4 separate regions of the Homo sapiens genome follow, and all the other regions are linked to region 3. The links are chromatin contacts, found by Hi-C or POLR2A ChIA-PET in ENCODE. All regions are on one chromosome and are shown on one strand. The core of a region is the stretch at or near the end of the contact, and the rest is flanking DNA. Distances in the headings are between cores, read along the strand shown. Region 1 holds the start of TNFAIP3 (TNF alpha induced protein 3). Region 2 holds the start of MYB (MYB proto-oncogene, transcription factor). Region 3 holds the start of MAP3K5 (mitogen-activated protein kinase kinase kinase 5). Region 4 overlaps WAKMAR2 (wound and keratinocyte migration associated lncRNA 2).

Region 1 (2,700 bases), core at 97-2,596, 1.1 Mb after region 3:
GAACTGGAAGAAATTCCAGCCATCGGTTTTAAAAGACGAGGACCAGTCTTCAGAGAGGCCACTAGTGACACTCTGCTCCAAACTTCTTTTTGCCAAAAAAGTGCCACCCTCCATCCAGCCCCCACCCCCATCTCTGCAAGTCCTTACTGGCGAGAGGAGGATACTTTTCTAATTAAAAACCTGTGATATATGGCCTGACAAGTATTCTTAAATGTAATTAAGGGGACCATAGTACAGAATATTTCCATCCGGTTCTAGTTTAGCCAATCTAGTAAATGATCCAAAGGGTCCCGTGCTTAGAGGGCAGTAAGACAGTAAAAACGCCCTAAGACTCCTCCCTGCACAGCACCTGCACCCCCACTGCCCAGGGGGCTGCATCCATCTCCACATGACTCACCCTCCCTGTGCAACGCATGGGGGTAGGGAGGGAAGCGCCAGTATTATCAGCCATCAGCACCCTGGGGTGAACTGATTATCAGGACAACTAAAAACACACCTAATAAAGCCTTGGAGACACATGGCAAGCACCGTGATGGACTAGAAGCGATTTCTAAGCTGAAATGCTGCTTTGAATGCAATGTCAGCTGGATGCTTGGTGAGCAGAAATAGACAAGGGGAAATGGAGCAAGCGCGGCATAGGGGTGAGTGTTGTTCTGATTCCTAAGTTTACCTAAGACTGGGGCCACGGGGTCGGGTGTCCCCTGGGACCTACGTCTCATGCAGCCTGGGGTCCAGAGCTGGCAGGAACAATGGAGATGGGGACCAAAGGCTGTCACCGCTGCTTTTTCTCGAAATGCCCGCCCGGGTCCTGTCTGGGGCTCCCGCCTACGCGCTCATCACGTGCACAGCCCAAACTTTTCAGAGCCGGCCCGAGGCCTGCGGGCCCGGGCGCCAGGGTGGTTTTTAGGGTTTTCTTTCTTTCTTATTTCCCTTCTTCTTCTCCACAGTTGATGATTTTCTGCAGAAAAACAACTGCGAAAAAGAACCTATTTCATTTCCAGTTCCCATCACCGCGATTTCCACATGGATGTGACGTGACCCCAGCTTCCGAAATGCCCAGGTGACTCACGCGGGGACACCCCGGGGCGGGGCGAGGGAGTTTCTCCGGGCGCCTGCAGGGACCGGGCGGGGCGGGGCAGCGGGGCGGGGCAGGGAAAGGGGGCGGGGCGGGGCCCGCAGGCCCGGTCGGGCGGAGGCCGCGCGCGCCCCTCGCCCCCTGCGCCCTCTGGCGGCCGGCTGGACGCACTTCGCAGCCCGACCCAGAGAGTCACGTGACTTTGGAAAGTCCCGTGGAAATCCCCGGGCCTACAACCCGCATACAACTGAAACGGGGCAAAGCAGACTGCGCAGTCTGCAGTCTTCGTGGCGGGCCAAGCGAGCTTGGAGCCCGCGGGGGCGGAGCGGTGAGAGCGGCCGCCAAGAGAGATCACACCCCCAGCCGACCCTGCCAGCGAGCGAGCCCGACCCCAGGCGTCCATGGAGCGTCGCCTCCGCCCGGTCCCTGCCCCGACCCCCGCCTGCGGCGCGCTCCTGCCTTGACCAGGACTTGGGACTTTGCGAAAGGATCGCGGGGCCCGGAGAGGTAACCGCCGCGCCTCCCGGAGAGGTAACCGCCGCGCCTCCCGGAGAGGTAACCGCCGCGCCTCCCCGTGCCGTCTGCCTCGGGCTCACCGCAGTCAAGGGCTGCGGGTGCATGTTGGGCAGCGACCCCCGGGCTGGCACCGTCTACCTGGCGTTGGTTTTGCAGCGCTCCTGGACTGGGAGTTTGTTGGACGTTTCTGTCTGGGTTTTGAAGTGCTGGGAGTTGAGGTCACTGCTGCAGAGGTTGGAGTGACAGCCCTGGATACCTCCAGCCAGCTGTTCCTTTCAGATAATGCACGGAACTTAAGCTGCAGCTGACTGGTGAAGAGGCGCCCCTCGGGCCCTCCGATCGGGTGGTCGTTGGCGCTTTGCTCCTTTCGTGTCTTTTTTGGAGCCAAGCGTTGCATGCTCATGGCCACGTAGACCTTGCAGAAGCGCTGCGGCTTTTTCCCAAATTGTGCAGGACCAGCCCGACGGGGCGTAGGGTACCGCAGTGGCCGCCAGCCCGGCGGAGGTGGGGGGCTTCAGTCCCAGAGACAGCTTCCCAGACGCTCACGGGTCCTTGCAGGGGGCTGGGGTCCTGGCGCGGGGTTCAGCTTTTCCAGTAGCAGCAGTGTAAGAGAAGTATGCATGTAGACGTGGGTCGCTGGCCCCTGCTCCAGCCCCTACCCCACGGTTAGACTGTCTTTGTCAGCTGGAGTCGTCCCACATCCTGCCACCTGGCCTCTCAGAAAAGCAGTGGCATTAAGTAAGGAAGGAGCTTAACTCTTTTTGAGCCCGCTTTGTTTTCGGTTCTCCTCGCCTCAGATCTTCTTGCCTTGGAAAGCCAGTCTGGTCAAGTGTCTCAGGGTAGCATTTTGGCAGAACCATTGTTAATTAAAGGGACTTCTGGACCGCAACCTTAATGTACCAGATTATTGAGCAGCCAATGAATGCTTCATTCTCATTGTTTAAGGTGCTGCTTTGATTTTTTTTTCAATTCTTTGTACTATTTTTGATTTTTTGGAGAGGCACATCCCCAAATTTGGATGAGGTATTTGTTGATAAATAATTCATCAATTTCCACAATGCAGACAAAAATGTCTGCCCAGAGTGGAAAAATAAAACAAGGGGGAGAAG
Region 2 (2,700 bases), core at 118-2,617, 1.6 Mb before region 3:
TATGACTCATTTTAGTAAGAACATGCTTTTTTAGTAAGAAAAAATGCTTTCTGAGCTAAGTTTGAACTGCTGGGGCACATGGGACACCCACAAACCCAGTCAGCAGAAGTCTCAAACTCCTAAAAGATTAAAGGAAAAATACATTAGTGTGTACAGAGAATGAAAAAAAAATCCCCAATGGTTCTAATCTATAAACGGAAGTAAAACTAAAACTCCCCTAAAATCCCCCCAGTCATCAATCCTTATAAATTCAGCACTTATCTTCTTCCTTTACTTCTGGAGACCCTCATTAAACAACACGAAAGCCTTTGCTGACTTTTATCTCGTAAAATAGAGCCCTCAAATGACACTAAGCAGGGATACCGACCTCCAAAATCACAAACTGTTTTACTTCTAAAACCATGCATGCAAACGTGGGGTTTCCTGAGTTCTGCTAGGGGCGGGCTGTCTGGACCCCCGTGTATTTTTTTTTTTTTTTTTTTTTTTTTTTTTTTTTTGCAGGTGTGCAATCCAGGGTGCGCGCTCTGTGCAGGGAGGGGAGCAAAGGTGTGCGGTGGGCACCGCCTGGGCCGGGCGGGGCGGGGTGGGTGGGGCCCGGGTGTGTGCTGGGGTGAGAGTGAAGGACATGTGACAATACGACGGTGGCGGCTGCAGGATCCGGGAGGGGAGTGAAAGCTCCGCTGGGGCGCTCCATTAGTGAGCGGTGATGGTTGCCGCCCACTTGTATTGAAGCGTCCTTTGTCACTAACAAGTTAAATTAGAGATGTTATTTATTTAAGAAGAAGGAAAAAAAACCCTAGCCAAACAGCCTATGAATACATATGCTCACATCCCCTACTCCTCCAACTCCTAATTTCCCCGTCTCCAGAGGGCACAGTTGTAAACCTTGACGAAAATCCAATCTTCTGTGCGGGAATTTCCCCCCACCGCTTGCCGCCCCCGCGACAGTGAGTGGGAGCTGGAGGAGCTCTGGTCCCGCTGCCCGGGAGCACGCGGAGCCGGGCGACCGCGGTGCGGCAGCCAGGGAGGAGGGGAGGCGGCGGGACTGGGCGCGGGTCGGCGCCGCCGCGACCCGGGAGCGGGGTTTGCTCAGGAAAAGGCGCCGTCGCGGCCCCCGGCCACCCCTCCCTGGCCCCGGGCTCCCTGCCCGCGCGCCTCCCGGGCCTCGCGGCGCGCTAGGCGCACCGCGGCGGCGCGAGCGCCGAATGGGAGCGGCGACCCGGCCAGCCCGGCAGCCCCGCGGGCGGCAGCCAGGGCGACCGCGGAGGCGGCGGGCAGGGCGCGTGCGCACTGCAGGGGCGCCAGATTTGGCGGGAGGGGGAGTGTCCAAAGCTCTTTGTTTGATGGCATCTCTGTTTACAGAGTTTACACTTTAATATCAACCTGTTTCCTCCTCCTCCTTCTCCTCCTCCTCCGTGACCTCCTCCTCCTCTTTCTCCTGAGAAACTTCGCCCCAGCGGTGCGGAGCGCCGCTGCGCAGCCGGGGAGGGACGCAGGCAGGCGGCGGGCAGCGGGAGGCGGCAGCCCGGTGCGGTCCCCGCGGCTCTCGGCGGAGCCCCGCGCCCGCCGCGCCATGGCCCGAAGACCCCGGCACAGGTAACGGGGAGCCGGGCGGGCGGCCGAGGGCGGGGGCGCGCGGGGGCGCGCGGGGCGCCAGGCTCCCGGGAGCAGGTGGGAATTCGTTCCGGGATCATCTGAGGGGCTGTCAGACCCTCCGAGGACCTGGAGCCCCTGCCTCGGCAGCAGAAGCCGCTCCAGAGACTGATGAATGGAAGAGTCTTTGCGGGAAATGTATCCGGACGTTGGGAAGCACGCCCTGCGGCTCATTTTGCAAGTTGCATGGGGATACATTTTTCTTTAGGGGGAAAAAGAAAGCACGTTCCAGCCGAGGGCAGAGCGGTGCCCACCAGCCCCGGGGAGCCCACCAGGTGCCTGGCTTGATGCCGCGGGTGTCGGCGAGGGATCCGCAGCGTAATTGCTGGATGCATTGAGATATGTTTGGACTTGGAAGTGCAGAGCATATGGCAGATACAGGGAAAATGCTGGATTGTTTAGTAGCTGCAGGTAGTTCATTTAAATTTCATTCATTCTTTATGGAGGCGAGGACCAGTGTCAGCTGACAGGCGGCTGAAAAGCAGATTTTAGGGGGATAAAGGGGTCTCTACTTTTGCAAATTGTCTTAAGACCTGGTTTTGGAGGTTCGAATCATTTTTCTCTGAAAGGCTTTTACTTCCACTGCAAACATTGCACGCGCACCCACACGCGCCGCCGTCGCACATGTCACTGCACTTAGGGAGGCTCGCCGGGAAGATGGGTGCAGTCCCTTCACATTTTTGGCCGGACAGATGGGAAGAGGGAGAGGAGGAGGAGGAGGGAAATCCTCGTCCGAACTGTCAGTTGCTCGTTCCCCAGTCTCCACCGGCCTCTGGACTTTCCCAGCAGCACACGCCGGGGCTCCCTGCGAGCGGCGGGTGCCAGGGCTAGCTCGGCAGCCGTCGCAGTCGCCACTCGGCTCAAGGGGACAGAGGCCGGCAGCACCCAAGGCCGCTGCCGCGCAACCGGGACGCGATCCCCGCGGGCTCTGCCCCCAGGCGAAAGGTCCCTGCGCGGCGCGCACACGTGGATGCGGCTGAGGTCGCCGCGCCTTCTCGCACCCTCCTTCAGCCGCCTTAGGTCGCCCCGGCCGAGGCGCGGTGACCG
Region 3 (2,700 bases), core at 144-2,643:
ACAAAGATAACACACAAGTTCAGTGTAAGTTGTAATGTTATTGCCTTTGGAAGCACTGTAATTACTTCAAAGTCTGGGTTGGTGAGAGGAAATTCAAGCTACTAAAACTTATCGAAGGTAAGGTGAGTTGGGAAGATCATCACATGGCATGCAAATTAATATAGTTACACTCTGCGTGCATGGTATGTCATCGTTCCCGTACTCTCAAAACTACACAGAGAAAAGGAGAACCTCATCTAAAACGGTCACAGGTATATGCAGAAAGAAAACAGGGACCAAACCTCACAGAAGCGAAACCGAGACACTGAAAGGAGAAAGACTGACTGGGGCAAATATCTCACACTGCTGGAGAACAGTTCAAGTCGATCGCATGGACCCAGGGCTCCAGCGCTGGGCGGTGGGTGGATCCATAGGTCTATCGCACAAGTACACACAGACTCTTGCACAAGCACACACGCTCTCTCCGGAGCGGCGAGCGACAGGAGCAGTCACGCAGCGGCGCTCGCTGCCCCCAAAGTGGGGCAAGAAGTAAATGCTTCCCGCCCAGAAAAATGAAATGCCCCGAAGACCGCCAGATTAAACGCGGGTCCCGACCGCGCGGGATGGGAAAGGGGTCACACACGCACCTGCATTGTAAAAGCGGTCCAGCACGGTGGTTTCTCCAAAGTCGAGTTTCCCAAAATGCAGGGTTTCCAGGGTGGCGCCCACTGTCTCGCACGCCTCCCGCAAGCTCTGCAGGGCCTCGCTCTCGGCCACCACCAGTTGCCCTTGGCTCGCTTCGTTGATCACATATGCCACCGTGGTCCGTCGGCTGCCCCCGCCAACAGAGCTGCCCCGGCCTCGGGTGGCACTGCTCGAGGAGGTGGCCGCCGGACAACCGATGCCAGGGGCAGCGGCGCTCTCCACGTTCCAGAAGCTGCCCGGCGGCGGCGGTGGCAGCTGGTGCTCCTCGCCCTCGCCCACCGCCGCCGCTCCTCCCCTCCTGCAGATGCCGCCCTCGGGGATGGTGCAGAAGCCCGAGGGGGCGAAGGGTGGCACAGAGAAAGTGATGCCCTCGTCCGCCTCCGTGCTCATCTCTCCGGGCCGGGCAGCAACGGCGGCGGCGTCCCCCGCCCAGCCGCACCGCCTGGCCAGCCACAGCTCGGGGCTGCTCCGCGCCCGCCGGGCTAAGCAGCTGCCATCGCGCGCCGCGCCCTCGCCGCCGCGCCGCCGCCTCCTCTCCGGCGCCCTCTCCCCCGAGGGCACGCCGCTGCCCGGCGGCGGCTCGCTCCTCCTCGGCGCCTCCGTGGCCGCGCCGCTCGCCCTCTGCAGAGTTTAGAGTACAAGGGGTGGGGAAGCCGGGTGAGCGGGAAGGGACGGAGCTTCCTTTTCTTGGCCGGCTGACAAGTCGGCTCGCAAACCTGCGCCGCGGTGCAGCTCAAGGGCGCCGCGCTCGGGGTGCAGCCCGCCCTCGCCACCCGCCGCGCCGCGCCGCGCCGCGCCGCGCAGCTCCTTCCGTCCCGGCCGCTCTGGGAGGGGCCAGGAAGGGCGCCCCCTGGGTGCGGAGCTACCTGGCGCGCACCTTACGAGCGGGCTGGCTCCCCAGGCGGCGTCCCGGAACAGCAGCAGCGGCAGCCGAAAGGACCCTCCTCCCTCTTAGGCGGCAGCTCGCCTTCATCGGGTGGATTTCCTCCTCCTTGCCTGGCCTCGTTTCTCTTTCGATCGCCTCCGCCGCGTGGTCCCGGCGCCAGCCTCGTCGTTCCTTGCAGACGCTCTCCCTCTCCACCACCAGCTTCTGGCCACCCACTCGTAGCGGCACCGAGGGTCAGGGCCAGCCCCCAAGGAGGGCGCTGCTAGGAAGCTCGAGCCCGGACTGAACTGACCGCGCTGCGGCCCTGGGACCCCAGCCCTCCTCTGAGTGCTGCGCGTGGCATAGGGTCCCAGTCTTCACCCACCCGGCCCCCACCTACGAAGACCTGGAGCGCAAGCGATTACGGGGTGGCGCAGAAAGTCCCTCGAGGCAATACTCGGTCTTCGGAGTCCGCCCCTGAAGCATTTCCAGTGTTCCCCGCGACTAGGGCGCCCCCCTCCGGGCCTTGGCGGCCTGGTGGACTGGGACCGTGCGCGGCGCTGGCAGGATAGGCTCCGGGAGACCCACGTTGCGCGAGGCAGGAGGTTGTACATAGCGCCCTGGAGCCAGGGCCTGCACTGGAGGTTGCTTCATTAGTGACTGTGGCACTCCAGAAGTGGCTGGCTAAATTGATCAGGTTCTCCCATGTACTTTTCCTTTTAAAATTTCCAGTGGCTCATTCCGTTATCAGTAATGAGTAATTGATTAGTGCCAACTGCCGAAGGACTTAGTATTCTCATTTAGGATCTTAATTCCCCCACAAGCGCCAGATACTTAAGATAGAAGATGGAGTCTCTACCCGACTCCACAAATTATCAACAAGATGAAACAGGGGAATAACGTGACCTATTCTATTTTTTAAACTGCATCACGCGAGGCCGGGAGGGAAATACCCAGATTGTTTAAGAGCAATCAAAAAAAGTACCTGCTTATTTGGGGAGCAAAGAACAGATGTGTAAGTTCCCAGAGAACCCCAGAATGCTGTAATTGTTAGGAAAGCCAGTGCAAGTTACAACTGAGTAAAGAAACAGGTTTTGTACTTCCCATCTCCAGGAACTGAGACTAGTGAGTCCTGTGAAAAAGGCAGAAGA
Region 4 (2,722 bases), core at 71-2,570, 1.0 Mb after region 3:
ATGGTGACACATGCCTGTAATCCCAGCTACTTGCGAGGCTGAGGCAGAAGAATCGCTTCAACCCAGGAGGCGGAGGTTGCAGTGAGCCGAGGTCACACCACTGCACTCCAGCCTGGGAGACAGAGTGAGACTCTGTCTCAAAACAAAACAAAACAAAACAAAAACCAAAAACATTGGTTAGTGTAGCCAAGAAAGATTTTTGACTTAAAAAATAAATCTGTTATCCATGCAGTGTGTTGATGAAAAAAAGAAGATAGTATGTGTTACAAATAAGATAAATATTACATAACCATTTGTAAGATTATTTATGAAGAGTTTGTAATGATGTGGGAAAGAGGTTATGATATAAAGTTAAGCAAAAGAAAAAGTAAATGCCAATTATAAAAATAGTATATTGTTAGCTTTGCTTAAACATATATACGCACACACTATCCGCAAAAAGCAGGAATATACTTCACTCTGTAAGTGGTGGTTATCTCTGAGTGACATTTTACAGGATGTTCCCCTGCTTTTTTTTTACTGTAATGTACATTCCAAATTATTAGATTAGTATATTTACTTTTACAAATGGTGATTATACATTTTAATAGTTTCAGAATGTTAAGATCTTAAGAGACTAAGCTTAGTTCTATAGCTAGCACATAGTAGCATTGCATAAATATTATTCAATCAATTAATGAAGTCATCACTTCATCGCAAGAGTGTACACAAAGTATTAGAACTATTAAAATGTTTGTGTGTGCACCAGCCCCATCAATTCTGAACAACGCCCTATGCCCTATCTGTCATAATTATATATTCTTATTTTTGGGGTCCTCACTCCTTAAAGCAACATTGTTGTTTCCTTCATTGCTTCTCCCCAAGCACAGAAGCAAAAAAAAAAAAAGAGATCATTTATTGTTTTAAAACCTTCATTTATTTTGGGATGTCACTACCAATTTTTCAGGCCTTAGACATGTAAGCATGCATTTCTACTTTTTTAGATTTTGAATCATGTAGAAATCTAGCCAAATTAATTGAGAATACTCTATTGAATAAATCAACAACTTTACTTCCAGGGTCCTGTTAACCTAAGCTAAAGATAAAAAAGCAGCAACAAAGTGCCACTGTTATCTGGTTAAAACTGACAACTGTAAGATGTATGGATGATTTTCTACAAGTTTAGAAACAGGAAACAGTGCTTGCTGCACTTGCCACAGGGCATATAAACTGAGAAAGTTATGTAGAAATTCAAGATCAGAGGATGAGCGCAAGGATGATCTTTGAGAACAAAACAGTGAACAGAGCCCTTTGTGGTGGCAAGCAGTGACGTGAGGTTGTGTTTATGTGAATACAAACCCTCTCCTCCCAAGTCTGGTGACTACAGTGTTTTCTTCCCACCTCGTTGTTAATTGTGGAAATCTGGCTGTCACTATTAACATATCAAACAGAGGTCTTGATATTATCTGCAGCTGATCATTTGTTTAGGTTTTACCCGCAGGAAAAGTCTGGTGGCAGCCAGTCCCAGGACAGCCACGCATGACGCACAGAAGAGTCCTTATAGTTCCCCTGGAGGGGGTGATGATGCAGGCAAATGCCACGCCTGATCCCTTTGGGTCTCCGTGGCAACAAGGCTGCTTGTCAGACTAGATGATAATGAGCCATGATCTGGAAGAGGCTTATTCCATAACAGGAGGGAGGTTTCAAAGGTAACACGTCAACAGCAATGCCTCGGCAACAGCTGTTTGTTATTGTAGTCGTCAAGGACAGAAAAAGGACAAGGCTGCCAGAAGATGTTGCATATGGAACAGAAGATTCTTGCCCTGGAAGAAGGAATAGAGGAGATGTAAATATCCCTTCTTTCTTGGGGGAAGGAAATAGATGAACTGTATGCTAAGTTAGAGCCTCTCTTTATCTATAAATGATCTGTTGGTTAAACAGGATACCTCCCTTCTGAACATCTCAGCACCCCATCAAGAGAACTTCAGGTCTCTGCCATTTAGACGTGTCATTTGTAAGTAAAATAAATCAGGGAAGTAATAGGAGGAAAGCTAAGAATGAAAGGAATTCATCACCACTGCAAATTTGTCCCTGAAGCAAGGTGAGTCCCTGCCCATCTGGCTACACCAGCTCTTTTTTTTTTTTTTTTTTTTTTTTTTTTTTGGCCCTTACTAGACCCCACTTGGGATTTTGTTGGCATATTTGCTTGGATGTCTATCTCCTCTGTAGTTCCTGAGGTCAAGATTACAGTCTCTTTTTTTTTTTTTTTAGTTTTTGTATCTATGGTGCCTGGCAAAGAAAAGAAGCTCCATCAATATTTACCAGTTGCTGGTGGCAATGGTAATGGTAGTTGTGTAGAAGGTGGGAAGGATAGAAGTATAGCTAAGTGACGGGACATTCTATTTCTACACCTTGTTTAGCTATGGAGGTCTCTGGAACTAGCCAGGCTAGCCAAGACTGGGACTTCTTGTGTCTTCTCCAAGAGAGGCAGAATGAGCCTAATGGTTTAGAACGTGGGCTCTGGAGCCAGACAAGCCAGATTAGAATCCTGACTCTACTCCAAGCAGTGTGAGCTTTGGCAAGTTACATACCCCATCTGTGCCTCTGTGAGGATGAAACGAGTTCCTTAGAATGATGCCTGGTACCCCAGAGGAGCTATTCAGGTTCAATTGACTCTGTTTCTAGTATTACTGCTCAACTTAGGAAGAAAAGAAGTGCAGAAGAGGAGAGGCTTTTGCTTCAA

The links. Hi-C counts contacts between places; a loop is a spot of excess contacts on that map. ChIA-PET counts read pairs that join two places held with the same protein, here RNA polymerase II (POLR2A). Pooled maps may share reads with other maps.
Region 1: a map of B cell shows a loop between it and region 3 (19-fold over the local background). The contact joins the promoter of TNFAIP3 here to the promoter of MAP3K5 in region 3. A Hi-C loop is called at or near these places in 1 of 168 maps with a recorded cell type or tissue (B cell) and 4 of 50 pooled maps. POLR2A ChIA-PET finds 5 or more read pairs at or near these places in 1 of 52 experiments (activated T-cell).
Region 2: a map of CD8-positive, alpha-beta T cell shows a loop between it and region 3 (6-fold over the local background). The contact joins the promoter of MYB here to the promoter of MAP3K5 in region 3. A Hi-C loop is called at or near these places in 1 of 168 maps with a recorded cell type or tissue (CD8-positive, alpha-beta T cell), 1 of 37 single-sample maps with no recorded cell type and 4 of 50 pooled maps.
Region 4: a map of CD8-positive, alpha-beta T cell shows a loop between it and region 3 (17-fold over the local background). The contact joins the enhancer-like site here to the promoter of MAP3K5 in region 3. A Hi-C loop is called at or near these places in 1 of 168 maps with a recorded cell type or tissue (CD8-positive, alpha-beta T cell) and 3 of 50 pooled maps. POLR2A ChIA-PET finds 5 or more read pairs at or near these places in 1 of 52 experiments (AG04450).

The regions. Positions count from the first base shown.
Region 1 is chr6:137,865,913-137,868,612 of GRCh38, forward strand. It overlaps TNFAIP3 (TNF alpha induced protein 3), which reads left to right and starts at 1,347. Exons shown (of 9, transcript NM_001270508.2): 1 at 1,347-1,630. WAKMAR2 (wound and keratinocyte migration associated lncRNA 2) reads right to left here and starts at 2,321. Exons shown (of 4, transcript NR_049793.1): 1 at 1,730-2,321; 2 at 671-972. RefSeq lists an enhancer at 884-1,023 and silencers at 1,104-1,243, 1,484-1,653, 1,794-1,893.
Region 2 is chr6:135,179,941-135,182,640 of GRCh38, forward strand. MYB (MYB proto-oncogene, transcription factor) reads left to right here and starts at 1,368. Exons shown (of 16, transcript NM_001130173.2): 1 at 1,368-1,596. The coding sequence starts at 1,574. RefSeq lists silencers at 487-596, 1,037-1,086, 1,157-1,376, 1,437-1,486, 2,536-2,615.
Region 3 is chr6:136,791,084-136,793,783 of GRCh38, forward strand. MAP3K5 (mitogen-activated protein kinase kinase kinase 5) reads right to left here and starts at 1,394. Exons shown (of 30, transcript NM_005923.4): 1 at 627-1,394. The coding sequence starts at 1,074. RefSeq lists enhancers at 144-659, 765-834, 1,625-1,854, 1,965-2,024, 2,395-2,474 and a silencer at 965-1,604.
Region 4 is chr6:137,822,776-137,825,497 of GRCh38, forward strand. It overlaps WAKMAR2 (wound and keratinocyte migration associated lncRNA 2), which reads right to left. Exons shown (of 4, transcript NR_049793.1): 4 at 894-1,802. Among named protein-coding and RNA genes, the nearest start is that of TNFAIP3, 43 kb to the right of the region's middle. Within about 2 kb of position 1,321, at least 14 of the 41 ENCODE cell types and tissues checked have a DNase peak (open chromatin) inside an H3K27ac peak, as active enhancers do; they include CD8-positive, alpha-beta T cell, where a contact is called at or near this core.